Regions from separate parts of the Mus musculus genome. Here all the other regions are linked to region 2. The links are chromatin loops, found by intact Hi-C in ENCODE. Cell type or tissue: gastrocnemius. All regions are shown on one strand. Region 1 has its middle 49 kb from the start of Gas7. Region 2 overlaps Gas7 (growth arrest specific 7). Region 3 has its middle 31 kb from the start of Gas7. Region 4 has its middle 13 kb from the start of Gas7.

Evidence for each region. A loop is a pair of places that touch in the nucleus more often than their neighbours do. Peaks named below come from ENCODE experiments on the same cell type or tissue, not always from the same donor. Only the 100,000 strongest peaks of a DNase experiment are listed, where the experiment ranks them.
Region 1: a loop joins it to region 2, with 2.3 times the contacts of the local background. A loop is called at or near these places in 19 of 42 quality-filtered maps.
Region 3: it touches region 2 in a loop (2.4-fold over the local background); 3 of 42 quality-filtered maps call a loop at or near these places.
Region 4: it touches region 2 in a loop (12-fold over the local background); 6 of 42 quality-filtered maps call a loop at or near these places.

The regions. Positions count from the first base shown.
Region 1 is chr11:67,533,167-67,541,166 of GRCm38, reverse strand. It overlaps a transcript of Gas7 not described here. Among named protein-coding and RNA genes, the nearest start is that of Gas7, 49 kb to the left of the region's middle. In gastrocnemius, CTCF peaks have their summits at 3,557 and 7,599 (motif pointing left); no DNase peak of the experiment used is centred here; H3K27ac peaks cover 1,452 bases.
Region 2 is chr11:67,643,751-67,651,750 of GRCm38, reverse strand. All of the region lies in intron 4 of Gas7 (growth arrest specific 7), which reads right to left. Among named protein-coding and RNA genes, the nearest start is that of Rcvrn, 48 kb to the left of the region's middle. In gastrocnemius, CTCF peaks have their summits at 1,225 (motif pointing right) and 3,790 (motif pointing right); DNase peaks (open chromatin) are centred at 2,559, 2,937 and 3,789.
Region 3 is chr11:67,551,132-67,559,131 of GRCm38, reverse strand. It overlaps a transcript of Gas7 not described here. Among named protein-coding and RNA genes, the nearest start is that of Gas7, 31 kb to the left of the region's middle. In gastrocnemius, no CTCF peak of the experiment used is centred here; DNase peaks (open chromatin) are centred at 2,608, 4,654, 5,180 and 6,524; H3K27ac peaks cover 614 bases.
Region 4 is chr11:67,569,911-67,577,910 of GRCm38, reverse strand. It overlaps a transcript of Gas7 not described here. Among named protein-coding and RNA genes, the nearest start is that of Gas7, 13 kb to the left of the region's middle. In gastrocnemius, a CTCF peak has its summit at 3,356 (motif pointing left); no DNase peak of the experiment used is centred here; H3K4me3 peaks cover 1,257 bases; H3K27ac peaks cover 5,582 bases.

The DNA of each region.
Region 1 (8,000 bases), 110 kb after region 2:
GAAGAACCCACCAGAGGCTTCACCTTCTTTCCTTCCTTCCTTCCTTCCTTCCTTCCTTCCTTCCTTCCTTCCTTCCTTCCTCCCTCCCTCCCTCCCTCCCTCCCTCCCTCCCTCCCTCCTTCCCTCCCTCCCGCCCTCCCTTCCTTCTTTCACCCCAGCTCTTCTCAGCCAGACAGAAGGCTATTTTCTAAACAGAGAACAAGAGCTGAATGTGGGCCCCCAACTACAAGGCCCTGAGTTCCATGCTCAGCACAAGGCAATGAAAGCATGTTTTCAGGGATTTTCCAAATCCCCCTTGGACATCTCTGTGCCCCTGCTCCTCCTGGTCTCAGGGCCTGGGCTGCTTTCCCTCACCAGTCTCTGGGAATGCCACACTTCTTTCTGGACCAACACCTTCTGTTCTATGATGTTTCTATTATTGCCCCAATTTTTGATCCCCTAAAACATTCCAGATACCCCCGACCCTGGTTAAATATCCCTCAGCAAAGCTGCACACAACAATGGCAGACCAAGTAGCTGATGGTCATCTCTTTAGACTCAGAGTATCTGTGTATTACTGTGCAACACTGTGTATTACTTTGCCTATCTGTTGTTGTTATAAAACACTTACCAAAACCAACTTAGGGGATTTATTTCAGCTTATAGTTTAGAGTCCAACATTGGGGAAAGTCATAGCAGAAACTCACAGAAAGAACCTGGAGGCAGGAATTCAAGTGGATACTGGGGAAAAACTGTTTTCCAGATTGTTTTTCATGGCTCACTTAGCTTGTTTTTTTTTTTTTTTTAAATACAACCCCAGGACCAGCTGTCTAGGTTTGGCACAGCCCACAGTGTGCCAAGATCTTCCATATTGACCATTAATCCAGAAGACACTCTACAGATTTACCTACAGGCCAATCTGATGAAGGCTTTTTCTTGACTGAGGTTCCCTCTTCTCAGATGACTAAAGCTTGTGTCAAGTTGTCAAAAACAAACAAACAAACAAACAAACAAACAACCTAGCCATCACAGGAAGTCATTCAATGAGCACTTTTCTAAAGACCACTTATATTCATCTGTAGACGGGCATCTCCCTGTGTTACCCTGGCTAAGTAGAATAGTAGGTCTAAGAGATGCTATCTCAGTTTTGCATTTTGTGAACTGAAAATCGAAGAAAGATGGGACATCAGAGGTACCTGTCCCTCTTCTCAGTCACTGGGGGCCTTGCCAGGTACAGGCCTCACACATCCACCCCTCACTCCACCCCCCAGACAGAGAAGGAGGAGAAACTTGGAGGATGCAGTACCGGCAGCTCAACTCCGAAATCCAGGGCAAGCAGAACAGACTTGATGTGTCTCATCAGCTAGGTGACACTGAACAAGTGTCCACTCCAGGCTGCCAGTATGCGTCCAAGACAACCCACTCCTGTCTCATTCTCCTCCCCATACCCCAGTTCCCTTCCAGAAGGACTTGTCTCTCAGAAGTTTACCAGCCCATAGGCTCAGAACTCTCAGCACTGAATTGAACCCATGACTTCTCTTGAATCTCCAGACAAGCATACCAGGGCACCCCTGGCAGCTCCTGACCATAAGCCAAGGGTGGGACTTAATAGACATTGGGACCTCTTTGTTCTAAGAGGACTCGGGGTGCTAACAAACTCTTGGGCTCTTGGCTGTGCGGATTCACTTCATGCTGTCCCTGCCTTCCTTTCTTCATCCAAGTGAAAACCTGCTTCTTGTTGCTATTTTGGCTGGTCCTTTAGTTGATCATTTGTTGGGTTGATCAATCAGCTGGCTTCTCGAAACAGACTCTATGTAGTCCAGGCTGGACTCAAATTCAACTTGAAGTCCCTTGGCATCATCCTGAAGAACTCTCGAGGTGGCTTCCTCAACTCAGATGAGATGATTTAGCTAACCACGCAGAAGTGTGGTTGCCTTTGTCTTCATTCTGTGACTTTTGCCTAGATGTTGACTCTACACTCACCACAGAGAATGAGCCTCACAGGAGAAAGTGCAGTGATGAGGAGGACTAGGGTGGTCTAGGAACCAAGCAGAAAGGATCCTTCCTTTGCTAATAGTGAACCAGAGCTTCTCATCCCAGTGGCTGAGGTGGCAGAGGAAGGTTGTACCTTAGGCATAACAGTAGATCTGCTCAGGGCTTTGGAAGCTGGGCACAGCCCCAGCACCAGACACTGCCTTCTGAATATAACTAAAATCCTGACCCAAGAGACAAAGTGGTGGCTACGGGCACGGGAGCGAGGAATACCTGCCTGATACTCACTTTAACCAGTTCCAGGACCTTCTCCAAGTTCCATCTTCTCATTTTGTGGAACAGCCAGCAGGATTGTGTGAATCATCAGAACGTGCAAAGAGCAGAGACACACCCTTCCAGCTCCTCTCTTAGCCACGCCCTTGCTTACCAAATACAGCTGGGTCCACTGGCCCAGTGCAGATCTGGAGTGCATACATGCTGGAGTGCATTCCTAGGGATCTCAAGAAAGGGTTCCATATGGCCCTCCTGGGCTCCCAGAATAAATGCTGAAGCAAGCAGCTTCAGCTGAAAACACTCCACGTAGGCAGGGACTTGCAAACCTTTCTACTAGCTGGTGTAAAGCTTAAAGATGGTCACAGTATTAAGAGATGTGAGGTGTCTTTCCAGTATTAAGAGATGTCTTTCCAGTGTTCTGACGTGGCTGAGGCAGAGGTCAGCTTCCTATCCTTGCACTGGAATTTCTGAAGTAAGGAGTGAAATGCGTCTTTTTAAGACCCTCTATGCAATTGACAGAGATAAGTAGTACAATGGGAAAGAACTTCATGCCAGGTGGAGCAGAGCCAGTCAGAACAATGCTAACACATCTACAGGCAGGGCCCTTCGTGTAAAAGGAAGCAAAATCCCCATCACTTTGCAAGATTAGTTGCCCTGGGTCACCACTTCAGTGTACCAGTCCCTGGTGCTCTCTGAAAATTCTACCTTCCCAAAGTTACACTCTTGCCAACCTAATGCATCCTCAAACAGTAAGTTAAATTACTTCCAAATGCAGAGGGACCAAGTCAGCCTTCATTTCCCACTTCAAGGTATATAATGGGTACAGTTAAGGGACAGGCATCTCTATTTTCCTGCTGAATCTCAAAAATGTTGTAGCTCTTTTGTCTAGCTCCTTAGTACCAACTCCTTCATTCTGTCTCTCTCTCTCTCCATCTACCCAGGAATGAAAAGAGAGGCAGGAAATAAAAGAGGTGAAATCCATCTCTTCCTTTCCATGTGGAGAGTTCTAAAGACTTAGGAAAGGGAAATGGGAACTTTGGGTTAAAAAAAGACTTGATGGATTTATTCACATTTAACAGGGAGTTGAAATGAGCAATGACTATGGTTCCTTTCAACACTGACTGTTTGTAGTTGATATGTCTAGCCCAACTTGCTATTATCCTACTTATCACAGAAGCTTAAAGCCTAATGCTATCTACCCAAAAGAATGGTCAATAGTTGCCTGCCTGGGTTTCCTTGCCATCATTCTCCCTTCTTAATGTCTTTGTATGGATATGTGTTCAAGTAGTGTCCCACAGTTAAACACTGGCTCCTACTGGTCAACTTGAAGCTTCTGCCTCCATATCTCAAGACTTCTCCATGTACTTCTGCTATGCTAACCACACCACTTCCTCTTTCTGACTGAGGGCCAGATGGATCTCTCATATCTCATTCCACTAATGGCTGAAAATCGAGGATTTCATCCCTACCATATCTCACGAGTGCCCATAGTCCTTTCTCTGGAGTCAATGGACGCTGATTTTTTTCAATGGGTGTTACCCACGGTCTTTTTCTCATTCTGTGAGAGAAGGGGGCTGTTCATCATTTGAAAGTTGCTGAGTGATTTTCCTTTTTGAAAAATATTGCTGTCACCTCTGAAATCATTATGAAGAGGTTACTAAGCTAGAGAATGGAGCTGGTGCCAAGGAAGGTAAAGCCAGGCTGAAGAGATGGTGCAGTCGATGGATCACCGGCTGTACAAGCATTGTGAACAGAACTTGGAGCCCCAGAATCCATGTCCACGCTGAGCAGACTTACAGTCACCTGCAATCCCAGCACTAGGGAGGAAGAGACAGGGGGTCCCACAACAAACTGGCTACCTCCAGTATCCAAATGGTGAAGCTCTGAGTTCACAAAGAGACCTTGCCTCAAAAATTCAAGTGGAGGGAGGGTACCTGAGGAAGATGCCCAATGTCAATCTCTAAACTCCAGAGACACATGTGTACACATGTACATTTGTACACATACACTCACACACATGTGAAATGAACGTACAAGTCTACCAAACACATATACTCAAGAAAAAAAGCTTGGAGATGAAAACTTTTCTTCTCCTGTAGTTATTTATTATTACATAATAAATAGGCCCCAAATGTGGTCCTTTAAAATAATAATTGTTTTGCTTTAGTTTCTGGACACTGGTTTCCTGGGTCCAGTTTTTTAAAACCTTGAGCTTCACTCAGACTCTCTCACAGGCCCCACATGAGGACTCTGGTCTCAAGCACAGTCATTGGCTTATCACAGAACTAAGCATAGCAGGGAACCTGGCTCCCTGCCATACAAGCATCTCACAGCATGGTAAATAGTGTCCCTCAGGATGGGTTTGCAAAGAGCAAGTTCAAAGTCAAGGTCGTCCTGTGGCCTATTCTCATGTGACAGTCCACTGCTTCTGTAACTAGAAAGGAGTCATCAAGAACAAGGGAATGGAACTAGACAGAGAAATGAACACCAGGAGACAGGTTTCCCTGGGGGAGTTCTGTGAGGTCACATAACACAACTCCATGAGCATCAAAGCCTCCAGACACAAACCTGCTGGCTTTTCATTTATGAGAGCCAATTAAACACTCTACCTCACACATTTTTGCTTTTGCTGCTGAGCCAAGTGCCAGCAGATACACCACACCTTCTGTGCACTGTCACACTGACTCTCCCAGATTCCTCCTCACATTTCCTGAAAGGATGCTTTACTCTTGACCTTTAGGCTATCATGAGTTTTGACAACTGGATGGGCCTATTGTCTAAGCAGGGCTCTCAGTATTTTCAGTCTTCTTGCTCTTGACCCAGTTGGGTGGCTTAAGTTGCTTCAACTTCTGATAGCCTTTATTGAATCTTTCTAGGAAGACCAGTACTGACAGAAACATCTGAGTAACCACCTTCCCTCATGGAGTGTATACTTAGGGTAGACCAGATGTCCCAAGAAACTCTGGCTTTGGGTACAATGAGGTCACTTCAAAGTTTGTAAAGGGCACACTGCTCTTGCCAAGTGGCTTGGCATTTCTTTTGTTGGTCTATGAAAGATTAAGCAACTCGAATGGCCTTCAACTGTTCATTTTGAGTGACTCAAATGGTTTATACAGACCAGAGCCCACACATCACTGGGTAACCCTGCCTCCACCTCATCTTTGCAACCTCCTCCCATGGTCATTCCCTTGACCTGGTATTTTGCACAGGTGCTTCTCATGCTTGAGTTAATATCAGAATGACCAGGGGAGCTTTGAAAAAGTAGAACACCACCCACACTAAATTAATTCAGAATCTCAATTACCATTGAAATATCCAGGCTCCAGGTTTTATTTATTTGCTATTGTTCTGTTTCAGTTGTGTTTTCCATTTACGCTCCCCAGCTATGTCTGAGAGGAGACATGTGACTAGAAGGCCGCAATCTCAAATAGACAGCATTTCTCCTCACTCTACACGTCAATGCAATGGGCAAGTTCTGAGGTAAATGGTCAATTCCAGGTGGGAAATGGTATGTCTTCCTAAGCTTCCCCATTGATGAAGTACTGTGGAATCTTGATGCTCAGAGTGGGGTCCAGAGCTCAGCAGGCTCACCTCAGGAAATGCCTGTTAATCAATCCCCCAGTGATGCATTTGCATACTGAAGTTGGAGACTAGTTCAATCAGCCCAGTCCCCTATTAGGGTCACCCAGTGGGTTTGTTTTCCGTATTTAAAAACAATCACGTATTTCTCTGATGATGGCGTTGCCTCACACTTCAGTTACAAAGACGGGAGCCATCATCGGAGTGACTGCTCCTTAACCACCCACACAAATTCCATCCTACCCACATCATGCACACACACATCCCGGGAAAGAAAATGCAGTCTACCAACAAAAGCACCCTACCTGCTCTCCCAATCAGCCTACAACGCCCATACTTCAAAACAGTCTACCTGTCACCACCAAGCTTTCAGATCCTGCCTTATTCTTTAGTTTTTCAATAGCAAACATTTTTCACTGACAATATTATGAGCCAGTCATAATTTCCACTTCCTTATCTCCAAGTCTCTCTTACAGAGTCCCCAAAAACTCTCCTTTATGCCACCAATGGCTTTCATGTCCTCAAAAACCAAAGGGTACTTGCTTTTCCTACAGTCATGGACTGGACCAGTCAGTAGCATTCAGTGTTCCCCTCAGATTGGACACCATGACTTCTGGCCTCCACAGTGTCTTTCTAGATCTTTCCTCTAGGCTCAATCTTTTTTTTTTTTTTTTTTCGAAACAGGGTTTCTGTAGACCAGGCTGGCCTCAAACTCAAAAATCTGCCTGCCTCTGCCTCCCAAGTTCTGGGATTAAAGGCGTGTACCACCACTGCCCGGCTGCCCTAGGCTCAATCTTAATGGTCATAGTATCCCTGGCCTCTCTTCTCCTTTTCTACAGACTTACTTTCTTTGGTGACCTGACCCTGACTCATAATTTAACACCTTTTCAATTCCCTGATGATCCTAAACTCTAATCCCAAGTCTTTCCCATGGTTACCTGGCTTTTTGTCATCCCTACATTGATGCTCAGGGGAAATCTAACAAATCCAACAAGAAACTTGTTCTCTTCGCTTACTGTGGCACGGTTGGTAGAGGGCTCGCTTACCATGTATCAGCCATGGTGGACCACACTTGTAATTGCAGCACTTGGGAGGTAGGAGAGGGAGTATCAGAAGTTCAAGGTCAACCTGAGACACACAGAACCCACACAAAAGCTTAGCAGTGATAATCAGCTGTCACCCAAGCCCTGGCTGACTGAGATAGACAAATCCCTGGAGTATGGGCCTTAGCCAGTTCAGCTGAATTGGTGAGGTCCAGGTTGCAAGTGACTGAGGAAGATACCCAGTGTTGACCTTTGGCCTACACAAGCCCATGCATGTGCATGCACACACACACCTATGCACACATACTTGCACACACACATACACAGAGAGAGAGAGACAGAGAGACAGAGAGACAGAGAGACAAAGAGAATGAGAGCACCATGCAGAGTGACACATGAGTATCAATGGGTATAAATCAGGAATTAATTCAGCTCAGGAATTCAAGGTCAGCCTGGACAATGTAGACCCATCACCATAAACAAACAAACAACTAAACAAATGTCACACATACACACACACACACACACATACACACACACACACACACACACACACACACACATGAGATTATACCAACTCTCTAAAGAAAACTATCTGAAGGCTTTGCACAACTCTTTTTTTTTTTAATTCATATTATGAGACTGGAGAGAGAGCTCAGCAGTTAAGAGCACTGGTCTCCAGCACCCACACCGTGACTCACAACCATCCTAAACCCACGGAGTCCAGTGCCCTCTTCTGGCCTTCTTGGCACCAGACGTGCATGTGAAACATATACAAACATACAGGAAAAAAAAACACCCATACACTTAATATAAAAATAATAAGTAAATCTTTTAAACTTCACATTATCTAGCATCATGCACAAAGCAATGGGGAGTGACCTCATCTCTTGCTTCCCTGACTTTCTCGCCAGGTGCTGGCCAATGTTCATGTGCAGCTGCCAACGGTTACAATTAAGTTGTTTCAAGCTCAAATAAAATAGAAGAATCGTTTCCTCTGCCTTACTGCCCACCCTGCCAATACCTCACAGTCACGTGTGGCCAGTAGCTGCACAAGGCACCAGGCAGTTAGAGAACACTCTCATCACTGCAGAAAGTTCTATCAGACCCTTCGGTCCCTGCTGTCCTCAGACA
Region 2 (8,000 bases):
AGAAAACTCCCATCCTTAGCTCTCTTGCTGAAAAGTAGTCTCGAGGAGCATCCATTTCAGGGATGACTAACTTTGAGATGAAGGCCGTGGAACTGACTTCTTGGAACCTCAGGTTTTCCATCTGTAAAATGGACCGTTCTTACACTGCTCCAGTCAGTCCCAGGCCTGAGCGGCTGGCTGGAGACTTCACTGGAGGCACACTGACCTGACCAGCTTTCAGTCACTTTATCCAGTCACCTGTGCTTGTAGTAACTCCTCTGCCACCCTGACATGCTGTGGACCGACCTCAAGCTTGTGACCAACAATATCTTCTATATGTATTTCTAATCCACCGCTGTATCCAGCTGGCCTGGCCTGTACCCTTCCAAGCTACCATTGCCCTTCAGGGACATTCACTAGAAGTGCCCAGTACAGACGACAAGCAGAGGATGCACAACAAGAGCCCTGGGTGGCAGCTATCAAGAAGGAGCGGGAACAAGAGTCTCTCTGTGGTTCTTCCACACAGAGACACTGACCAAGCCCATACCTGCCAAGAAAGGGGCAGACCTGCCTCAGGGTTAGATTCTCTTCTTTGCAAGTCTCCCCGTCAGGGACCAATATTACACTGTTACTCTCCTTGTGTGCCTGATGTAGCCCAGGATTGGTGGTGGGCAGGAAGGGGACCAGTGGCGTTGGCCGGAGTCTATCTATGGCTGCTGTTGCTACCGTGGGTATAAAGGACCAGAAGGCAAGAAACCCTAGAGGAGTCACCCTCTGCTGGGGGGGGGGGGGTTGTTTGTTACTCTTCACCGATAGGAATGCAGAGTCCTAGAAACAGCTAATTCCAAAGACAGAGCGTCAGAGTCCTTTCTGTACCAGCAGGTGCAAGAGAACTCAAATACTGATGGAAATATGACAAAAGGTCAAAGGAACTGGTCTAAGATGACCCCCATAGTCCTCATGGGGGACCGCCTGAGCTCAATAGTAATAATGACCACAAGGGAGTCACTCCACAGCGGTCAGAGGGAACACACCATTCCGGGAGGATACCCATGACAATCTACATAGAGTTTACCACTCGGAAATCCCAGTGTCAAAGGGACTTCGGTTGTGATCCTCACTGATACTCAAGGCACAGAGTGGTTATGGTCAGGAGGCAGGACAGTCACAGTGTCACACTGGTGTCCCCTGGGCTACCCATCCATCAGAAAGGGAAACAAATGAAAAAAATCTGTAGTTATTACAGTGACCCAGGGCCTCCCCAACAGGGGGCAGACCTGCGACTGTGTGCCTCCCTGGAGATGCAACAGCCAGCAAGCAGCCAGCTCACCCCATACAGAACGCCTGTCAAACGACAAGCCTAGGTCCAAGCATGAGAAAGCAAACAGACTAAGAATGTAGGTTGGCCTACAAGACAAGGAACGACCTGGAGTCTTCAAAACAAGCTAGAAGTCAGTGTGAGGGCAGGCAAAAGAAAAGCCATGGGGCATCAGCCTAGACAAAGAGACTGGAGCAGACAAGGTGACAAAAGCGCCCGGCTCCTGGTATACAAGTCAGCAGTGGGAATCAAAGTTGAGCACACTCAACAGAGACATCAAAAACATCGGAGAGAAAGCAGTCAGCCAGTAAGAACTGCATAGAGCCGACCTGCTTGTAGATAAAGCACCATTTAAAAAAAAAGTCTGGAGTCAGAAAGTAGGCTAGTAGCAGCCCATGGCTTTGGGGGAGGCCTAGAGGGATGTGAATTCTCTACAATCCATTGTGATGCAAGATGCACACAAGGAGCACTCTAAAAACAACCAAGAATGCTTGGTGAGCACCACCCCCACTTCCCTCTTCCCTCCCTCCCCCTCCCTCTCTTTGCTTCCTGGGGATTGGATGTTGATCACTCCCCTTATAACCTACTGAGCTGTAGTCCCAGACTGTATTTTAAATGATGGAAGTGTATAATAATTAGTTGCATCTCAACACATGAGATGATGAGGTAGATAGACAGTCAGACAGACAAAGGAAGGAGAGAGAGAGAGAGAGAGAGAGAGAGAGAGAGAGAGAGAGAGAGAGAGGTGGACGGACAGACAATGATAGACAGGGCTAAAGAGGCAAAGTAATCAACGTTTTCATATCAAAAACTTGAATGGCTCTTGACCTGGGGAGAAAAGCTGGTATAAAAGGCATTTGGGGGACCATTAAAGAATTAGAATCTAGAATGCACATGATAGATAATATTATTGGACTTGTGTTTTTTTGGGGTACTGTAATGGTACTCTGATACCTTTTCCACTTGGTTTACAATTAGAAATACTTATATTTAGGGCATTAGTAACCTATGGTCTTAGGAGCTGAGGCAGTGCTCAGTACCAAAGTTACAGTTATGAAGTAGCAACAAAAATAAATGTGTGTTTGGGGGTTCCCAAGACCATTGGAAATATGTACTTTCCGAGGGTCACAACCCACAGGTTGGGAACCACTGATTTAGATCCATAAGTCAGGAGTTTTGCTGTAGGTACAGGTGGGGATGTCGAGGCAGGATGAGACCATTCATGAACCAACACTGGCCTAATGCCAGCGCTCACTGAAATGAGATGCTAGGTCCGTGGGTCCCTGTCACAGAAAGCCCTTGACTTTTGTAAGTTGACACAGTCCTACAACAGACACGTTTACATTTTGCCCTTTGCATATAATTCTGGAGAATTTTTTTTTCCTTCTGGATCCAGAGCTCACTACATAGCCCAGGCTATCCTTGGAGCAGAGACTCCATGCTCCTCCTGATCTGTGTACTGCTTGCCTAGTTCTCCTCCCGTTTGGCTGAACTGCTACTCCCACATCCTGGCTGTATCCCAGCATCTCTGCTGCCACAAAGAACACACACTACTGGCTAAGCTGTGAGCAACTCCATGACACGCAGGCGAGCAGCCCCTCCCCAGGGATCTCTTGAATCCTAGAGGAATAGGAAAAACCCTCTTCAGTTCCCAGCGCTGTTGGCACAAAACCGGGCTCCTTGTGATGGGCCATGCAGACCCCTCCTGCCGCATCTTTTGCCCTCCCACACCTGCCAATTCAGTAAGTCACAGCATGACACACACTTGATGTCTGTGGGTTCTTGGAAAGCTTCACCCTCCTTCTTGCCTCTAGGCATCTACATGCTGTGCCCTGGAAGACTGTTCACTAGCCCCCCCCCCCCATCTTTTTGTTAACCAACCCTCTGTGTAGCCTCTTCCACTCCTCCAGCCTAGCATCTTTTTTTTTTTTTTTTGGTTTTTCGAGACAGGGTTTCTCTGGATAGCCCTGGCTTTCCTGGAACTCACTCTGTGGACCAGGCTGGCCTTGAACTCAGAAATCCTCTGCCTCCCGAGAGTTCTTACCACTGATACAATTAAACAACTGTTTACCCATTGTCCTCCCCAGCTAGGGCTGAGCCTTTCCATACCTCAGAGCCTAGCAAAGACCTAAATACACGATGATTGGGTGTGCGTTACTAAAGCCAGGGGCCTGGGGAGGAACTGCAGAGACACAGCCTCTCAGCTCTTTCTCCACTTAAACTACCTTCTTCAACACACTCTGTAGGAGCCCCAGTGTCCCATCTTTCCTTTTGTGTCTTTTGGGGTAGTCAGGAAGCCAGACTGATGGAAGGATGGATTACAAAAAAGCCCAAGTAATGGTGGGCAGGAAGAGAAGGTGCAATCTAAGATCTGTTTCTTCTAAGGCTATTGGCCTTTGACTCCCGGGCTATCTCCCAACCAGGAAGGTGCCCTTTATCCAGGACACAGGCAGCAGCCGCCTTGATGTCTGCAGTACTGAAGTTTTCCACTGGGAGGCACCAGACCACCACCACCAGTGCCCATCCACCCAGCTCTCAAAAGACTGGGCAATGGAAAAAGCAGGACGCTCAGTCTGATAGGGACATTAGGTGTGCCTGCCCCTTCCTGCTACCTGTATGCCTTCCCATTTGCCCTCTCAAAGAGAGCGAAATCAATAAGGCTCTTCGCAAATCTGGGCTTGGCCATTGTGGCCTCAAATCCCACCTCTTCGATGGTTACGTGGCCCTTCATTCACTCATATTTAATCATTGTTCACAGGCACACACATGCTAGTGACCAAACCCTGAGCCTTGAACACACTAGGTAATTACTCCGCCGCTGAGCCACGTCTCAGTCTTAAGATATTATCAAGAACAATCGTGAGTTATGATTGGCAGCCCGGGATGGAGAGTAAATCTCCCTGTGTATTGAAGAATGCTGTGTGTGCTCAGGCATTGCCTGGGCCCTGCTGCCTTTTAAGGGAGACTCTCTCAACCTATTCATGGTTAGCTGGTAGAGCACTTTTGATAATTAGCCTCAGCAGTTCACACACTGGGCTTAAAAACCAGCGGCTTCCTCTTCAAATGTTGTCTGTTCATAGCCTGAAAGAATCCTAACGGATCTACTTTACAGTTCCGGATGCAGCGGGCAGATGCAGATTTACCTTTGCCACGTACCACACTGTTGACTTTTGTTTCTCTGAGGAGGTCTTACTTCAGGGTTATCATCCAAAACGAATGTTATGCTAACCTGCCTGTGTGTTGTAGCCACTGTCTACCAACCTGGGGCTCAGAGCTGGCCTTCCCTGGAAACCCAGTACCACACATCCCTTATCAACTATGTGTGTTCATGTGCGTGTATTGGTTTGTGTGCATGCATGTGTACATGTATGTATGTGTATGTGTGTATGATGTATGTATGTATGTGGTGTGTAGCATCTGTGTGTGGTATGTGCATGTATAGTGTTTTATGTATGTGGTGTATATGTGGTGTGTATATGTGTGTGGTGTGTGTGTAGTGTTTTTATGTGGTGTGTGTGGTGTATGTATGTGGTGTATATATGTGGTATGTGTGGTGTATGTACGTGGTATGTATGGTGTGTGGTATATGTATATAGTGTATATGTGTGGTATGTGTGATGTGTGTGTGTGTGGTATGTGATATGTGGTGTGTATGTGTGGTGTGTATGTGTGTGTGTATGTGGTGTGTAATATGTGTGTAGTGTGTGTGGTGTTGTGTGTGTGTGTATGTGTAGTGTGTGTGGTGTTGTGTGTGTGGGGTGTGTGTGTGTGGTATGATATGTGTGGTGTGTGTGTGTAGTATGTGTGGAGTTGTGTGTGTGTGTATGTGTGTGTGTGTGTGATATATCTATGCACACGCATATATGTGAGCACACACAAGGTGTGGCAGAGGTCAGTCCCAATCACTCTCTTCTTCATTCCCGAGACAGCGTCTGCCATTGCCCTAGAGTTCACCACGGGCACTACGCTGGCTGACCAGTGTAGCCCGCTGATCCTCCTGTCTCCACTTCCCCAGCTCTGGGACTACAGATCACCACCATGGCCTGACTTCTATGTGGGGGCTGGAAATTGGACCCGGGGCCTCAGGCTTGTGCAATCAGCACTTCATAGCCTAAGCTATCTCTCCAGCAGCCGCATCCTATTTTCTTAAATAAAAAAGTATATCTGTCTTTTATAGAAAGTGAAATGTGTTGATTTTTAGAAAACTTGAAGAAAGTAAAATTACTTTCAGTCTCTGATCATGCTTTTACAACCTTAACGAGATTCATATTTTCAAACTAGGTAATTCCTTGTTGTAGGAGCCATTCTGCATTGCACAACAGTGGGTGACATCCCTTGCATCTTCCACATGCACCAACATCCCCTCTTTGGTGGTAACACTCAAAATCAGAGATGCCACCAAATGTCTCCAATGCAGAAACTCAGTCTGAGGTGCAGCTAGGTCACCACAGATGATCTGGTCATCTTTCTTCTCATAAACACAGCTTTCTTTCTTCTAAATAAAACTGAATACCCTATATTTGCACACACGCACACACACACATGCATACACACACATATACACGCAAGCACAAACACATGCAAACACATGCACACACACATTGCACACACATGCATACACACACATAAATGGATGCTCATACCTGTGGATGCTCTCTCTCTCTCTCTCTCTCTCTCTCTCTCTCTCTCTCTCACACACACACACACACACACACACACATGCATGAGTACAGGTGTTCATGGAAGTGAGCAGAGGGTGTCATCCCTTGGAGCTAGAGTTCTGGCTGTTGTGAGCTGCCTGATGTGGGTGCTTGGAATTGAACTTGTGAGACCCCAGCTTAAAGTGTTTCTCCCAGGAAGGTAAAGCCCCTGGACGTTCCCCAAGCTTGTCTTCCCTGATCTCTAAAAATACAGCCAGAAAGAAACTCTTTGTTCTCTATAGCCAGCAAAAAGCCTTTTTGTTTCTATACTTTACAACCAGGGATGCCTGCCTTCCTGTGCCGAGGACACAGAGATAAAAATTCAGAAAGAACTCACTCCCCACTCCTGCCTTGTAAATTTCACCAAGGACACCTGGAAGAGAAGAACTTTCCTCCCGACTCCTCCCACCTCTTCCCAACTCCTTCCAACTCTCCTCCCAACTCCTCCCAATTCCTCAGCTAGCTGTTAAAAGCCCCCAACTGTCACCACTTGGGGTCGAACTCCCCTGCCCTGCATGGCTAGCTGATAATAAAACCTCTTGCAGTTTGCATCAGGTGTGGTTTTCTCTCGGGTCACTGGGGTGCTGGCCAGCTCATCCCGGGACTTGAGCGGAGGCCCAGCTTCGGGGGTCTTACAAACTCACATCCTCGGGAAGAACAGTATACTCTTAACCCTTGGGCCCTATCTTCAGCTCTCCCATGTGATTTAAGTTAGAAGCATTTTCTTAGTCATTACATTTTCTTCGGGAGGATGCTTTTTTAATGGCTGTGTATGTAATATCACCAACTGGCTAGATGCCCAGCACTGGAAGGCATTTTACCCACCCTTTGTTGTTGGATGGTTAGATCAGTCCATTGTTCTGGAGGTACAAATCATGCTTGTATGAATGACCTTACATGTAAGTCAGAATCCCTGAGTATATTCCAAGAACAGATACAATAGGAGACATTCCTCTGTCCAAGGCATACAGCACTCTGATAAATCAGCTTCCGGATTCTAAGCTGCCCCGGCAGCAAGCATGCTTTAAATGGCTGAGTGGGAGCTTCACAGTACTCCTGACCACCAGGGCAGTCACATTCCAGTGGGAAGGAAAGAATGGGGAGCTGTTTCCAGTGTCCTTCCTCATGGTGCTGGGGAGGCAGCATGGCTTTGCTGTTGTTCAATGGCAGCTCTGCGTAGCGTTAACTAAGCCTTGATCCCCACTCTCCAGACATGGTCTCCAGTAGCAGCACCACTGGCATCTGGGTGCTGGCTGGGAATGCACCCCGCTCATGAGAGGTAGGAGACTTCAAAGACCTGTCTCTCGCAGAGCCTCAAGGTCTCCACCACAGTTTACTGAGCCTGAGTCCAACCAATGCTTGGTCCTCTGAGAGGACAACTTACTAAGTTTCCAAACTCAACAGCCTTGGCTGCATTGGAGTGGGTGTCATACCTTAGCTGATGGCACTCACAGAGCTCAGGGTCTTTCCCTCAGCAATATTAACACCATGGTCATCAGTCATCACCATCACCATCAGCTATCCCTGTAGGCTGGCAATGTTGATACCAAAGAAAGTATGACAGGGCATAAAATGGAGGCTTCCTTAAGAAGCTCTTCTTAATACTCTGTGAGGAGAACACCTCAATACATACATGGTCTCGATCTCTCTCTCTCTCTCTCTCTCTCTCTCTCTCTCTCTCTCTCTCACACACACACACACACACACACACACACACACACACACACTTAGATGTAGCATCTTGCAGATAAGGAAAACGATGGACATTTCAGTGGGTCCACCACGACCCTTGACTCAATCTGATGAGCTTGCTCTGTGGTCCCATGCTCTGGACACCCATCTCATGATGTCACACGAAACAGCAGTTTGTCAATTTTAAAATAAATTCCCAGCTGGGAGTGGTGGTGCATGCCTGTGATCCCAGCCCTTGGGAGCTGGAGGCAGGAGGATCAAAAACTAGGGGCAACCTAGGTTACATAAGACCCTGTCACAAAAATGATTTT
Region 3 (8,000 bases), 93 kb after region 2:
TGTGTCATCATCCCTAGTGTACCAAGCAAGGCTTCCCAGAGCTGGCAGTTGATATAAAAAACAAAAGGCGGCATTCCTGCCTGGGGACCAGAGTGACAGCAGGCTAGAGGGAGTTGAAGTGAGACAAGGAAATGGGATTTTGATTGTGTGGATAACGTGTGGGGGAGCCGGAGATCAAAGACAAGTGCATGTGAATCGCAGAGCCCAGAGCTTCCCAGGATGCAACGTGTCCTGACAGGCTGTGTGGCTCAGCCTGAGAAACAGGAAAACTCACAAGGGGTGGTCACTGTATAGCCACCTGAGGAGTGAGTCCCACCCCACAGCCCCAGGCAGAGCTCGAGAAAGCCTCATATTCTTGCTAATATGAAGTTTTAGAAACAGGGGATACCCTACTCTGGCCAATGCAGGTCTGGGTGCTAGTTATACTCTACCCTAGAAGTCAAAAAACTTAAATTTTAACTTATTCTCCCCACCCCAACCCCCACTGAGTGCTAGGGGGAGACTCGAAGTACAAATGACAGCCTGTAGCTGTTGTATAAAGCACAGCCAGAGAGCCACCACTGAGCCTCTACTAAAGGTAACGTTCAGACCCCTCCAGCCTCCTCTATCACCAGATCTACATTCTAAAAAGTACAACACAGTAAGTAAGCTATGAGCACATTGATGTTTGAGAAACACTAGTGCCAAGCATATGGGCTATTCTACCAATGCAATCAGAAGTGCTGATAGAATTTGTAACAGCCACACAGACAGCTGCAGGGCTCAGAGGCACTTCTGAGTGAGATGTCTCATGCCGACACTCTTCCCCAGCTGAATTCAAGGCTGCGTGTACTTCTCCCAATCCCTGACTCATTGATCAACCCAGACATTCAACTGCCTCCTTGGAGCAGGTCAGCCTCGCCGAGCAGCATTTCGGAAATTATTGACATGTCTGTTTATATTTATGCATCATGCTTACTGAAACATTTACTGTGTCAGGTGCCTAGAACCCACAGACAAGTGGCCCAGTAAAGGGATGTGCCTTCTTGCAGGAGGAAAAGACAGCAAATGGGTAGTCACAGATTCATGGTGGGTAGTCACAGATGCATGATGGGTAGTCACAGGTGCATGATGGGTAGTCACAGGTGCATGATGGGTAGTCACAGGTGTATGAGGGACTTGTGCAATGAGTACTCAGTATAGGGTGCCAAGGGAACATCCATCCATTCAGGTCTTCTTCAAAGGGCTGCTGCCCAAGAGCCACCCTAAAGACCTGCTTCCTCCTAACTAGACTTTCCTCTGCATTCTGTTCCTTCTGCCTTGCCTTAACTTTGTTATATTGACTATATCTTATTTCCTATCTCCCTCCACAAACCTGGCATTTATAGAGTCCATTTATATTATGTAAGTGGTTACACTGACATTTTAAACATGGACACTTGACTTCAAGCACAGTATTAATCAATAGCTCTTTTTTTTCCTTCGGAATAATACAAATTCCCAGCATGCTTTGCCTTTGATCTTTCTCCACTTTCTGGGTATTGCAGGAATGGGGTACAGATGCTATTTTTTTCAACAAGTCCCAGAACTGTCAGTGTGTTACTGTTGATGACTTTCCAGAAAAATAAAAACATCCAAATTGACTCAAGAGAAAATAGAAACCCTGCAAAAAATCGATAACCTTCAAAGGAATTGATCCAGGGGTCAAATATCTAAGTTGAAAACCTTAATAGTCCTGTGTTGTTTTCCTGTTAAGTTTTCACAAATGTTTAAGGAACAGACAATGGCGAACAGTCTTGCCCAGAAATCAAGACGAAAACATTCAACTCCATTTATAACACCCGACAGCAACTTTAGACAACTTCAAAGGAAAATAACACGGGAGAAGAAATTTAAAAGCCTGCCTCCTAACCCCACTTAGCATGTTAAGTGTAAAAATTTGAAATAAGCACTAGCAAATTCTAGACACGCAGAAGTGTGAAAACATCAGAAAACTCATCAAACTCAACACATTAAAGGATTATAAAAATAATATGCACAGGCTGGGCCACTGAGATGTCTCAGCAGCTACCGGTGCTTGCTGTACAAGCCTGAGAGCCAGAGTTCAATGGTGGAACCCATGGAAAGATGGAGCAAGAACTGACTCCACAAAGTTGTCCTCTGACCTCCACAGGCACGCATAGAACACATACGCATACACATACCGCCTACCCCCAACACAATAATAATAAATACAAATAGTCATTTTAAAATACATGCTAAAATCCAAGAACACAATAAATACAAAATGCAAGTCCTTTAATGAGACAGTAATTTTTTGCCCCAGAATCCCTGCTACTAGGCCAGTAGCTTAATGGGCCACACACAGCTTGGTAACTATGTAAGTCTGCCAGCCTTTCTAAATCATTCAGGGTAGCCTGACTTCTTTGCTTCTCTCTCTCTCTCTCTCTCTCTCTCTCTCTCTCTCTCTCTCTCAAGTGTACTTTGCCCCACACTCTGGGCTTCCTTACTCTTTCTTTAAGGCTTTCCTCCCCCACCAAGTGGCTCCTTGTCCACCGTGAGTCTGACCTCTGCGCTGGCTCAGACAGCATGGCCCATTCCCTTCCCCTCTCCATTCTCCTTCAGTAGCTGCCAAGTCTCACAGCTTGCCTGCCCTGGGTAGGCACATGCACAAGCTAACTAACCTACATGCAGAATGAACACCGGATCTGGCAGAAGGAGTCAGTACCCCTATGAGATGAAAGCTCCCCACAGGTTAGGAACAGAAGGGAATTTCTTTGGACTCATAAATCATAACCACAATATACTTCACACTTAATGGAAAACACTAGGTGCTTTTCTGTTAAAATCAAGAATAAAAAGGCTATTCATGACCATCGATTTTTAAATACTGTATAGAAACAACCGAGAAAAACAGAAATACGAAATAAAAAAGATTACAAAGGGAGAGACTGCTGACATCCCCCTGCAATATAATTGTCTGCCTCCAAGATCCCAGAAATCATGCAAACAGTCAGAAGTAATGGGGCAGTTCAGGGTGTATTAATAGAAACTATCAGCGTTCCTATGAACCAGCAACAATCAAAAGACATAATAAATACTTAGGGTTCAAATGCTTGAATGGAAGCAGATTGTCTAGTTCTGTGTTTTCCTGAAACTCAATTAGAAGGACTTGAAAAGAATTAGATACACAGCCACAAAGAGGAAAATAAGATAAGACAAGAGTTGACAATGTTATAGAATACATAAAGCATTAGATGGCAGAACACAAGTGGGATGAGGAGGAGAAAGCGGAACCCTGTACACTGCAGGGGAGGACGAGAGAAATGAGCTTGTTTTTAAATATGAAAACTCAGAAAGGCCATGGAAGGCTCACAGGCATGGATCATGTGGAGGTAAGACCCCTTCTAACCCTGGAAGCCAGTGACCTGCCCTCCCCCGGTGTCAGGAAGGAGTCTAGAGCTCCTGTCTCGGGGGTATCCAGAGCTCAGATTGAAATATGGCGTTTAGGAACTGTCCACGGTTGCAGGTTCAGAACAGATGCGTTTCCTTTGAAGAAATCTACAGCGGAGCAATGCTTTTAAAATGGCAGAAAACCAAGGAAACAGAAGAGGTGTGACCCCCAAAACAAGACAGAGAAGCAAAGAAAACTGGGGGACAGTTCAGAGGAATATCTCAAGATGACAGCTGTCATTCAGACCAGCCCTGGTAAAGACTGACATGGGCTGGCAGTGCCTGGGAAAAATTGAAAGGTGGGCTGAAACATCTGGGAAGGAACAAGGGACAGAAGGAACTCCCCCAGATGTGCTCATCGTTATTTATTCTTCTCTTCTTTGTTGGATTTTGTTTGCTTTGTTTTTTAAATCAAAGGAGCAGAGGCCCAGAAGAAATCCAGTTACAAGAGGATCCCTCTACAGTGAAAATTCACCAGACTCTGCTATAACCAAACATCACCATCATGCTGCCTACCAGTAGTGAACGGGATTATACCTGGGGAAGGTGTACGTGATGATAGGAAAGGCCATGTCTAAACTTCTATAAGTGTGTAGCTAAGACTACTCAACTCTTGGTGAATGGGAAGCAGACAGGAGGTATTGACAGGGTAAGATACAGCTCCCAAGATATCCCTCTGTGACTGACTACCTCCAGATAGGCCTCCCTTCCTAAAGTTTGCAGAAATTCCCAAAATAGTACTGTTGACCAGAGAGTAAGCCTTTAACAACAAACCTGTGGGGGGTATTTCATATTCAAACCATAGTATTCTGTCCCAGGGCCTTAAAAACCTCACGTCCAATCTCATGCAAAATGCATTCAGTTCATCTCCCTGAGTCCCCATAGCCTCAAATTCTAGCATTGGACAAAAGCCAAGTTCAAAGTTTCCTGTGAGACTTAAGGCAAATTACTAATGGTAAGTGCCTGTAACATAAAATAAAATAAAATAGTTGCACCCTTAAACAGTGGCACGGAGAAGATGATCCCATTCTAAAAAGGGAAGCGGATATCATCAAGGAAGGACCGGACCAAGGCTAGGCTGGAACCTACAGGATGAACAGTAACGTCTGGGAGTCCATGTTGAGCATCCAGTGCAGGGTGACATGAGATGAGCTCTGTCCATCAGGTTCACTCAGATCCAACCACACAGCTTTGCCTGGAACAGCCCACATGGCTTCGCTTTGGAGCTGGCAGCTTTCCTTGGCAGACACCCCCACATTACTCACATCACCGACATCTTGGGGTCTCTGCTGCAGCTTAAACTTCCCTTCACATAGCTCATGTGATGCATACATGAGCTATATATGCAGATCAAATGTGTGCATTTATACACACACACAGACACACAGACACACGCACACACACACACACACACACACACACACACACACACACACACAGAGTGAATAAGAATGAAATATAAGGGAGAAATCTACATATACAAAAAAGTCACAATGAAATGCACTATGGTCATTTTAAAAACTTAGTTTTAAAAAAACTGAGTGAGAGAGTTTAAGGGAAGGACCTATTTGCTCAGTTTGAGTTTCAGTCTATCATGGTAGGAAGGTGTGGCAGGGCAGAGCAAGGCAGTTCCCATTGCAGGCAGCCAGGAAGAAGAGGAAGACAACACCCGTGTTCAATGGCCCTCCTGGTGTTTCTCTTTCATTGCACCTGGGCCCTCAACACATTAGATGGCACCGCCCCACAGTCGGGGCCATCTTTCTCCTCAGTTGCTCTCCTACATGCCAGCTTCCTCTGGAGATGCCCTCACAGACAGGCCTAAGGATGCCTTGCAATCAAGCTTAACCATCAGGCCAATGAAATCAGGGAACACAGTGCCAGTCAGGTATGACAGTGTACATTCTCAGGAGGCAGAAGCAGGTAAGCTCACCCACAAGTTAAAGCTGGCAGGGTATACACAGTAAATTGCGGGCCAGCTAGATGGTCTCAACAAGATGGTCTCAAAAATAAACAAACAAGCAAAATACAGCTTCTATCACAATACCAATTCAACGTCTATCACAAAACGTGTCCCTAGAACAAGGATCTAGTCCTAGAATTCAGTGGAAAGAGTGGGGGTCATGACTACCCAGAAACAACTGAGAAGAATTGGGGACCTGTTCCTTCAGAGAATTCTAATAACACCGTGATAATGAAAACAAGGAGCAGTTGGCATGCAAACAGCCCCACCCCTCCAGGCAGAACACCAAGCTCAGGAGTACACCACAGATATGTGAGAAATACAGCAAAGTGCCTGTCACATCAGTGAGAAGGGCCTGGGGTAGGGCTCAGTAGTGGAACATTTGCCTACAAAGCCTCAGTTCAATCCCCAGTACCCAATTTCCCCCAAAGAACTATATCCATGAAGAGAGAAGAAATGTTTTTCAGTAATAAAGGAATGATAGTCTTTGTTTTTTTTTTGTTTGTCTGTTATTGAGGCAGGGGTCTGTTTAGGAAGCCCTGGCTGTCCTGACACTCGCTCTGTAGACCAGGCTAGCTTGAATTCACAGAGATCTGCCTGCCTCTGTCTCCCAAGTGTTGGGATTAAAGCCATGCACCTCAGATCAAACATTCTTACTTAATCAGGAAACGAGTGTGAATACGATTATGTCTATGCCATGTGGCAAACAACCATCCAAGAAATTACACAGAGATCCAAGATCTGTCACATACCAAACACTGACTTTTTTTTGTAAAAATATGTACCATAATATGATCTAGGGAGAAGAAAGGACATAAAAAGCAAAAAGTGTAGGTGAGTAAACTTGGTTCTATTACAGTGGAAATTTTCATGGCAAAAACACCACAGTGGAGAATGCTTGATAAAGCAAGAATTGAAAGCTAGCATGATAGGTAAGTTGGGCTGTGTGGGTATGGGAGGCTGAGGGGAGGGAACATATACTTGAGGTAGCGGCATATGAAGCGTCCCCAACCTTATTAGCAATGAAGGACAGGCAAATGTAACTAAGGCAATCCCATCGTGCAGCTCTGCCAGCCATCAGATGGCAGAAACCAGCCTGATGAGCTTGGCTAGGGAAGTGGAAACGCTGGCGCTCCATGGGTGGCAGCATATATTTTTGGAACCTCTCTGAAACGGCTTGGCACTATCTAGCAAAGTCCAGATGTACATCTCCAAAGGACATGCTCCTTCTAGGTACCAGCCCCAGAGGTATGGGCACAGGAGTCTACGAGGAGACTAGTGTAGGATAAACATTCAAAGGCCCACCGATAGGAAGGTGCCTGTTGGAGAACTCTGCAGTGGGTAAAACAAACTAGGTCTACTTGTATCAACACGGATAAAGCCCAGAATGGGGAAAGGGGGCAAATCACAAAAGTATAAACACAGAATGGAAGATTTCATGGAGGCTTCAAAACACACATGACATTGCTTAATATTGTTTTGAATGTATACATGCTAATGAGAATTGAAAACACTCATGGAAAAGGCGTATCGACCACAGAACAGTGGTCACGTCCAGGAGAACGAGGGAGAAATGGAACAGAGCAGGAGGAGCAGCAGGGGTCTTTGATGCCAACTCCTGCATTATTTCTGAATGGCATTTGGCAGGGCTAGCAACCCGCTGCATCCAGAAAAGGTGCTGATTGCATGGAAAATGTCCAGCATCATCCATCTTTAGGACAACGCAAGTCCAAATTCACTAAAATGAGCTGGGGGTGGGGGGAATCTGTCTTAGCGTGGGTGAGAAGGTATCATAAGTAAAAGTTTTTATTTGGCCACATGTGTCCAGCACATTGAGTGGGGGAGGGCAGATACTCTTCAAAACCATTTTCGCCATTTCTCACAAAGTTAACTTTTTATACTTACTGTGTCATTAGCAGTCACATGCCAAGGTATTTGTGGAAGAGGAGCTCAACTCTGTCTGATAGACGGGTACACAAACGTCCATAGAGGATTTATTCATAATAGCTAAAATCTATAAAGAACCTAAGTATTCATCAATTGGCAAACATAACCAGTCTGAAGTAAATTCAACTAATGGGACTCTACTTAGAATTAAAAAAAAATTACCAACAATAGGAAATTCTCAGAATCAATTTTAGACATCATCTAGTACAAAAGACTCTAAACTCAATTACATGACCCATTTCTATGAAATTCGAGAACAGACAAATGTAATCTTTAGGCAAAAAAGTGACCTGGGAGACAGGTAGGAACAGAAGAGGTAAAAATGACTGCAAATGAGAACTTGGGAAAGCATCTGACATGAGCAAGTCACTCAGGACTCAGCCAGAAGAGGGCTGAAAACATTCAGGAAATAAGTTGCATTTGTATTGAACACGTAGACTTTGGTAATTATTCCCTGAACGCTACAGTGCCACAATGATTTATGTAGCACTTATGCTACATTCTCTGTAAATATTCCCTGGGTGGTTTAGACTAGACTGGCGGATGTGCCTAAGTTATATGAAGATATGATACTGTTTTGTTTAAGGGACTGGAGCATTATCGGATGTTAGAACCCTGGGGGAGCCCAACCAGTTCCCTGTGGTACTGAGGGATGGCTGTC
Region 4 (8,000 bases), 74 kb after region 2:
CCCAGCTCCCGCTCTCCAGCAAATCACAGAAAAAACAAACACTAGCGTTCCAATCACATTCTACTAATAGCATAAGCTTAGAAAACCCCATGTGAAACTGTCTTTTTCTCCCCAGCACATAATAATGAGAAAACAAGCCAGCATGGTGGCACAGGGTAGACCCAGCACTCAGAAAGCTGAGACCCTAAGGTCATGAGTCTGAGGCCGTCCTGGACTATGAATAGTAAATCTCTCTGTCCTCGAGAAGTTTCAGATTCAGTCAGAGGGCAGAAACTCTGACAGAAAAGGATTTGCTTTGCAATGCTTCCCACCACCTGTTAGGTCTCTGGATGAACCCATGCGAGCTTCCATCAGATGAGGGAACTGAGGCTCGCTTCATGGTGCTATCCAGACCAACCCAACAGGCTATGTGGAATGCCCCAGAGCAATACTGCCCAACCTTCCTGACACTGAGCAGGCTGACAGAAGGAGCAGGAGGAAAGACACAGAAATGACAAGACTGGAATTCAGCGGCACATCAGCATCTGACTCTCGTGGGTACAGGGACATCCCAAACAGCTGTTGGGCTGAGCCCTCTTGATTTTTTCCTTTTGCAAATCCTCATCCAACTATTTTTCAGCACCAAGACTCAAAGCTCTAGCCAGACAAGACAACCGGAAGACAGAGATTTCCAGCACAAGGTATGCACAGACCATTCCAGGACCTATAGACTATTATGCAAGGCCCTACCACCCTTCCTGAAATGACCCATGCAGGCATTTTTCTCCAAGGCGACAGAATGAATGAAGGGATGCAGGAATCAAAGTTCCCCATCTCCCATTTTCCCCCCTTGGATATCTTCAATCAATTCTACCGCCTGTACTTTGCCATGAGATCCTATGTTTGTTGCCGCTAGCTGCTGCACTGTTAGAGGCCAGGAAACTTGACATATACTAGCTTATTTGACTCCTATAGAAACCTTAGGGGAATTGCTTCTTATTTTCATTTCACAGTGTGCTTTCAACTTGGTGTTCTGTCTCCTGACCTAGTGTTGATTCCTCCTCACTCAAGGCTGCCTCTGAGTCTATGTATTGAACCTCTGCTACCTCCCAAGGTAAACACCCTAGTTTGAAGAGGAAGCCAGGCAGCCAGCTCCCTCATTATCCACTTGACCCAGGGAAGGCAATGGTGACTGCTAGTAGGAGCCTTGTTAACTGGGGAGAGGGGAAGCAGCAGGGGGAAGTGGATTGTTAAGTGGGTAAGTAAGAAAATAACAGCATATACATTCTCACCACAAAGAACTCTTACCAGCATCCAGGGGTGAACCCGGACTCCCAGAAGGCCACTGAGTGCTAAGTGGTTGCAAGCAGTTTTGCTTGGGACCTGACAACAAGGAGCTCTAACCGGTAGCTTCTACTCATTGACCAAAGCAAGAGGCAGAGGCAGAGGCAGAGGCAGCTAGAGACTAGGCTCCCACACTAACTCTCTAATCAGGGTAGCCTCCTCCCCTCTGCACTGAATTCTGCAAGCCTAGAAGGGGACTGTCTCCTGGGAGGTGTGCTCCACCCTGCTTAACTTCTCCAGTCATTGTTCCTCTGGTTTGAGTGACCTGGGATGAGCACTTGTCTGCCACTTCCTGGCACAAAAAGTGTTCTATTCAAATTGGTCTCCAAACACGGATGTGCATGAGAAATGCATGAGCCTGAGATGGAGCTGGGCGGACGGAATGCCTGCGTAGACATGAAGACTTAGGCTTAATTCTTAGAGCTCATAAACTGGGCATGGTAAAGCATAGTGATATCCATGTAGTCCCAGCACTCAGGAGGTAGGGACAGACAGAACAAGAAGTTCAAGTTGATCCCTAGTTCACAGGCGAGGATGGACTACATGAAGCCCTATGTGTATGGGGGGGGGGGAAGCAGGGTAGGAGGCAGGGGGCAGCAGGCAAGATAAATAGGCTTCTTCTTTCCAGACTCTGAACAATACTTGTCAACTTATCTGGCATGTTGACCTCATTTTTTTTCCTGGAATGGCCTGTGTACCAAAAACAAGGGTAGACGAGAAAGAAAAAATTCTAATAATCTAGAAGGTGGAGACTGCAGTGCCCATGTGACAGTCTATTTACAACGGGAGGGCTTTTAGATACTTAATCCCCACCCCAGTTCTCCAAAGCACACAGAAAAGAAATGGGCCGGGGAGACAAGGCCATTGGTGTCTGGGAGGCAAACTTCTCAAGGGCCTTGGGTACACCATTGGGAAAGGCTCACATAGACTGTCTACTGAAGCAATCAAAGCCCTTAGCCAGAGAGATGGCTGGTGATTGTGAAATCTTATCTGATTTTCCAGTATGAGACTTAAAATCAACCTGTGGTTGATGCTTGCCTAGATGTTATAAAGAGCTGACAGAGTACGAGGCAGAGGTGGTGCACACCTTTCGTCCCAGCACTTAGGAAGGAAGAGGCAACACAGATCTCTATAAGTTTGAAGCCAGCCTGGTCTACAGAGATAAGTCCAGAACGGCCAGGACTATACAAGGAAATCCTGTCTTGCAACCCCCCAACTTTACAAAAAATACTATCATATTTTCATCTAAAGACCTTCCAGCTCCTCTGAATGCTTGGCTACCCTTGATCAGCCTGATAATCCCACCTGGTCCTTCAGAATGAGACATGGTTCTCTAGCTGTGTTACTAGGGCTACACACTGCTGGGCCTATGGGAAGGCACCCAAGTAACTGTCTTTAAGGTAAGCTGGAGATGCCAATTGTGTTTGGTTTTTGTTGTTGTTGTTTGTTTGTTTTTTAAGTTGGAATATACTCCTAAGAGTTTTCATATTAGAGATTTAATACCCAACACAAGAATGTTGAGAGTTGGGACCTTTAAGTGCTAATTAGGTTGTGAGGGCCCAGCCTTCAGGAATAGATTAATGTTGCTATCAGGAGTGGGTTAGTTACCGCTTGTTAACAAAACAGGGCTGGCCTCTTCATATGTATCACTCTTAGAGATATTGCCTTTCTGCCTTCTGCTATGGGAGGACGCCCTAAGAAGTCTCGAAACAGAAGGTACTGCCATGGTTTTGGATTCCCCCAACCCACAACTATGTATCAAGTACATTTCTAGTCTTTGTAACTTACTTACTCTCTGCTGTATCAGAGAGACACAAAGCAGACTAAGACATCCAGCAGCATTACATCAATGAATCTACAGGTAGAAGTGTGGAATCCTCACTCTGTTGTCATCCAAAAAGGGATTGAGGGGCTGGCTGGATGGCTCAGCCGTTAAGAGCACATACTGCTCTTGCAGAGGATTTGAGTTCCATTCCTCGAACCCACATTAGGCGGCCCACAAATACTTGTAACTCATGCTCCTTGGGATCTGACACCCTCTTCTGGCCTCCAAGGGGCAACTGCAGTCAACTGCACAGTCCCATTATGGACAGGTGCCATCAATCCTTGCTGTGGATATGTGTGTGAAATATAAGACTATACATACTGGCCTCAAGAATGGTTATCGGCAGAGGTGGTGGGAACTTGAGGCAAATTGGAAAGCACACTGGAGATAGAGTCAGCTGCCGCATGTCAGAGCCCCACTGGACAGCAGGCTGGGTGTAACCGCAGTGTGCTCTCTCAGTTTTGAGAGAGAAGCTGAAATTCTGAATTTTTGTGTGTGAGAAGTGCTGATTTTAAGATGTTGGTGACCAGCTCAAAAGTATTTAAAAGAAACACTCTCTCTCTCTCTCTCTCTCTCTCTCTCTCTCTCTCTCTCTCTCTCTCTCTCTCTCTCTGTGTGTGTGTGTATATATGTGTGTGTGATGGGAAACAAAAATCAAAATTACAATAAAGTAGTAAATCTCACTATTCTGCCCTTGATTTTGCCCACTGGCCACCAGCTGTGCTTGCTGCTTTTATCTGTTGGCCATCTGCATACCCTGTCATTTGAAGATATGCTTTTGGTTTTAAAGAGCTGAGTACCACTTTCCTCAGGCTGCCCATGCAGGACCTCTTACCACTGATCCTAGTGGGTGCAGCTGAATGCTAGTTTCTGGGCTATCAGTGGGGCAGTTTCTAAGAACTGCACATATGTGACCAGCTTCCTGCCCAGCCCTGAGTCTTGCTCCCAAGCCTGGTCTAACCTTTCCCCTGTGGGAAGCACAGACACATTTTCTTGGGCCAAAGAGACCCTGGAAGATCTGTCCTGCTTTCAGCAAGGTAGGTGTGTGAGGATGCCAAAATAGGATAGGTGTACTAGCCTGGCATAGCAGCCTGTGTGAGGGCAGATGCATGAAATATGACAGTCACCATAAGACCAGAAAGTCACATGAGGGGAAAGAGAAAGCCAGCACTGGGGGACATAAGTCTAACGGGAGGGAGGTTGGATTGGACTCTCCCAGGAGGAATGGGGAATTGTCTCCTGCAGGCCTTAAGGACACAGGATGAGTGTTCCAGGGTCTAGAGTATCAGTGACAGAAATCTCCACGGGCTTGGGTCACAAGGTATCTTGCCTGAGGATATTGTCTGGAGCAGCCCTGGGGGACCTGGGCACTGCAGGTGTTATTATTCTTGCTTGCAGGGCTAAGAGAACAGACAACTATATTCCTATCACCAGACCAGCCATCTCCCAGCTGGGCAGCTTGACCCTGTTTGTGCTTCTACACAGGCTTCTCCAAATGGTGCTGCACATGGATCCTACCCAAGCTTGCCCTTCTCCCTCCTGGGGAGCCAGAGTTTCACTGGAAAGGGAATCCACAGCCATTTTGGAGGGATCCTGGGCTCATTTTGGTCACTCTTCCACTTAAGGCCAGCAGCATCCAAACTTTTGTTTCTTTTGAAAGTGCTAAGTGACAAAAAATTCATATTTCCCTTCATGAACTAAAATATACACTGACTCTTGCTATGCACAAGTACAAGGACATTTTGTTTTTCAGGCTAGACACTGACTAACAGGCAACATGTGGCTTGGGACTCAAGGCTCAAGATTCACTGATCCCCAGATACAATCTCCCTTTATTGAATTATTTTCCTTGAGAGCTAGGTGGGGTAGTGACCTCATCAGGACTGTGACCAGCACTTGGGAGACAGAGACAGGAGAAATGTAGATTCCAGTCTGACTTATATTTTGAAATACTGTAAGAAAGAAAGGGGGAGAGAGGGGAAGGGAGATACAGGGAGGGAAAGGAGGAGGGAGATGGGAAGGGAATATAGGGGTGAGATTGCAGGCAGGGTGCAGTAGCATGCACCTGAAGCTCTTCCATGTATTCAGTGGGCTAAGGCAGGAAGATCACTTAAGTTCTAGAGTATAAGAGCAGCCTGAGCAAAATGAGAGCCAATCTCACACAAAGCAACGGAAGCTCTTCCATGTATTCAGTGGGCTGAGGCAGGAAGATCACTTAAGTTCTAGAGTATAAGAGCAGCCTGAGCAAAATGAGAGCCAATCTCACACAAAGCAACGGAACGAATGGGATCGATGTCTTCAGACCTAGACCTTTGAGATATTTGCTTGTGTCTGATATTATGGGACAGGGCACCAAAAGGCGATACTCTAGCCGTGCCACTGCCCTGTGTGCTGCATCATACTAAAGAGAGAGGAGATCCAAGGAGAGCTCTGGCTCAGCCAGTATCCTCCCATGTCAGCTACTGGAGAATAGGATTGCAGCCTGACACTTGTGGATGCCTGAGGTTTGCAAAGCATGCTGTCCTCAGACCCGTCACACATCCCAATTACATCCTAGCTCTGTCCTCCATGGGGTCACCCCTACTGTGACCCAACTCACTGAAAAGCCATGGGAAGATGTTCAACACTTTCTGTGTGTCCCTAGGGAAATGAAGCCTCAGAAAAATTTGTCCATGGCAAAACTGTCCCACGTAGAAAGTGCATGAATCCATATAAATACAAGTTTTCTGCACTTGAACTTCATGCCTTGTCTCAAAGGCTGTCTTCTGGATCTCATTATACAACCGTGTGCTCATTATGTTTCCCCAAGTCGAGCAGAGAAAGGCATATTCCTGACTGTATTTCCCTTTTGCAGCTCCCCTGACTGATGTGTGCGCTCCATACGCTGCCCTGACCTCAGGGCAGAAAGCTCACAATGTGACTCTGAAGAATCAGAGGGTCCGCACAGAACTCCGACTTTCCTGCCCCACTTGCTGTGTGACCTGTGCCGGAACATGTCACCTCTCTATTCTCTCAAATGGGGGAATGATACCAGTTGCTTCCCAACAATCTTTTCAGGCTTCCCCTGAGTACTCCACCGCACCAGTGAGAGCCTCGAAAGACTGGCCACATGATGGAATGAAGAAATAAAAAGAAGATTCAAATCAGAGAATGGAAATAAATCCATAGAAGCCAGTAACACTTCCATCTCAGGTACCTATCCTATCTGAGTGACTTCCTTTGCGTTTTGGAACCTTGGTCACCGTGCAACCCAGACTTCCTAAAGTCATAAGGACCAGAGAAAGCAGAGAATCACCAAAGTCCATCCGAAACAGAGTCCACTCCTAGCTCCGGTCAGCAGCTGTACCTGCTCCTCCTAGCCTGGGGCATCTGTTTGAAGAATGACTGAAGAAGTGCCAGGATTCCCACTCACCTCAATCCAGCAGTCGGTCCTCATACACATCTGACAGGCTGGTCATTTTCTGCCACAGTCCCCATAGCCACGATTTCCCCGTGGCATCCGCTAATTCAGTGTGCAAAGCAGCATTTATATATAGAAAGTTGCAACCACGCAGGTTAGCATTAAAATAGAGCCTTTGACGTTGCCATGGCAACCAAACAAATGATATTCAAAATGAAAGAGAAGTATTCTGCAATCGGAAAAGCATGTCCACAGCCTTCCAGGACAGCTGGGCTCCTTCCCTCGAGAGGGGTGGGACAGCCTCCAGAGAAGAATTCTGTTCTTAGGAATCTCCTTCTCCATTAAGTCACCCACTCTGGTGTCAGCTGAGGCCTTGCTGGCTGCACAGGTTCCTTCCTAAAGCCAGCTCCCACCTGGGGTAGACAGACAGACCTGAAGCCAAGCAGCGAGGCTGCTTAAGTATCTCGCCCAGGTATATCAGACTGCAAATTCTCAGTCCATTAAGCTCCATAGAGAAGAAGCCTGTGTGTTATTACTCAGGATGCTTCTAGAAACAAAGGTGCCCTTCTGCCGCTGTCTGCCTTAAGCAGAATCAAGAGGCCACCTGCCAGCTGAATGACATTTGTCAAGATACTCTATCCCCTGGAACCTCCAGTTTAAAATATTAAGTGTGTACATAGTAGAGGGGAGCAACCTACAGCCTTCTACCCCTGATTCTGGGATGTGTATCTTTCCCTCTTGTTTAATATTCCTCTTGGACATAACGGAAGCCCCACTGAAACACAGAAGTTCTTGGTTCCTACACTTCAAGCATGGGTCATGGGATGACCTCCCACCGTTTAAGCCGCCCAACCACTGAGAATGCATACCGCCTCCAGATAGAAGGGTCCTAGGTGAAGCCGGTGCCTTGACAGGTCTCTGAGACTTTTTGAGACTCATTCTGAAGTCAAGTGTGATCTGGAAAGGCTTGAATAAAGAAGATTGTTGGTTCCAAGGGTTGATGCAGGTTACAGAGTACCAGGAACCGTACTGGAGGCTAATGGGAGTTGCTTTGGTCTTGCCTTTGAAAGAAACAGTGGAACCCCAGACCTTTTTTGCATCTCAACCATAGGCCTCATGCTGACTGAACACAGTCTCCACATGCTAAGAAGCTGGGTCAAAGGTCACACAGTGTGCTGTTCCATTCATGTGACATTCTCAGATAAAGCCAAGAGGTTGGGGAAGGTGCCAGGGCTTTAGATGGTGGAGGTATGTATGAAAAAGGCATGCAGAAAGAAAAAAAAATAGGTAAGATCTTACTATGTAGCCTTGGCTGACCTAGAATTTGATATATAGACTAGGCTGGCCTGAAGCTTTCAGGAGGGACATTTTGGAAGTGATGGAGTTTCTACATCCTGGCTATTGGGGTAGCTATATGAATCTATATGTGTTAAAATTTTTTAGGACTATATG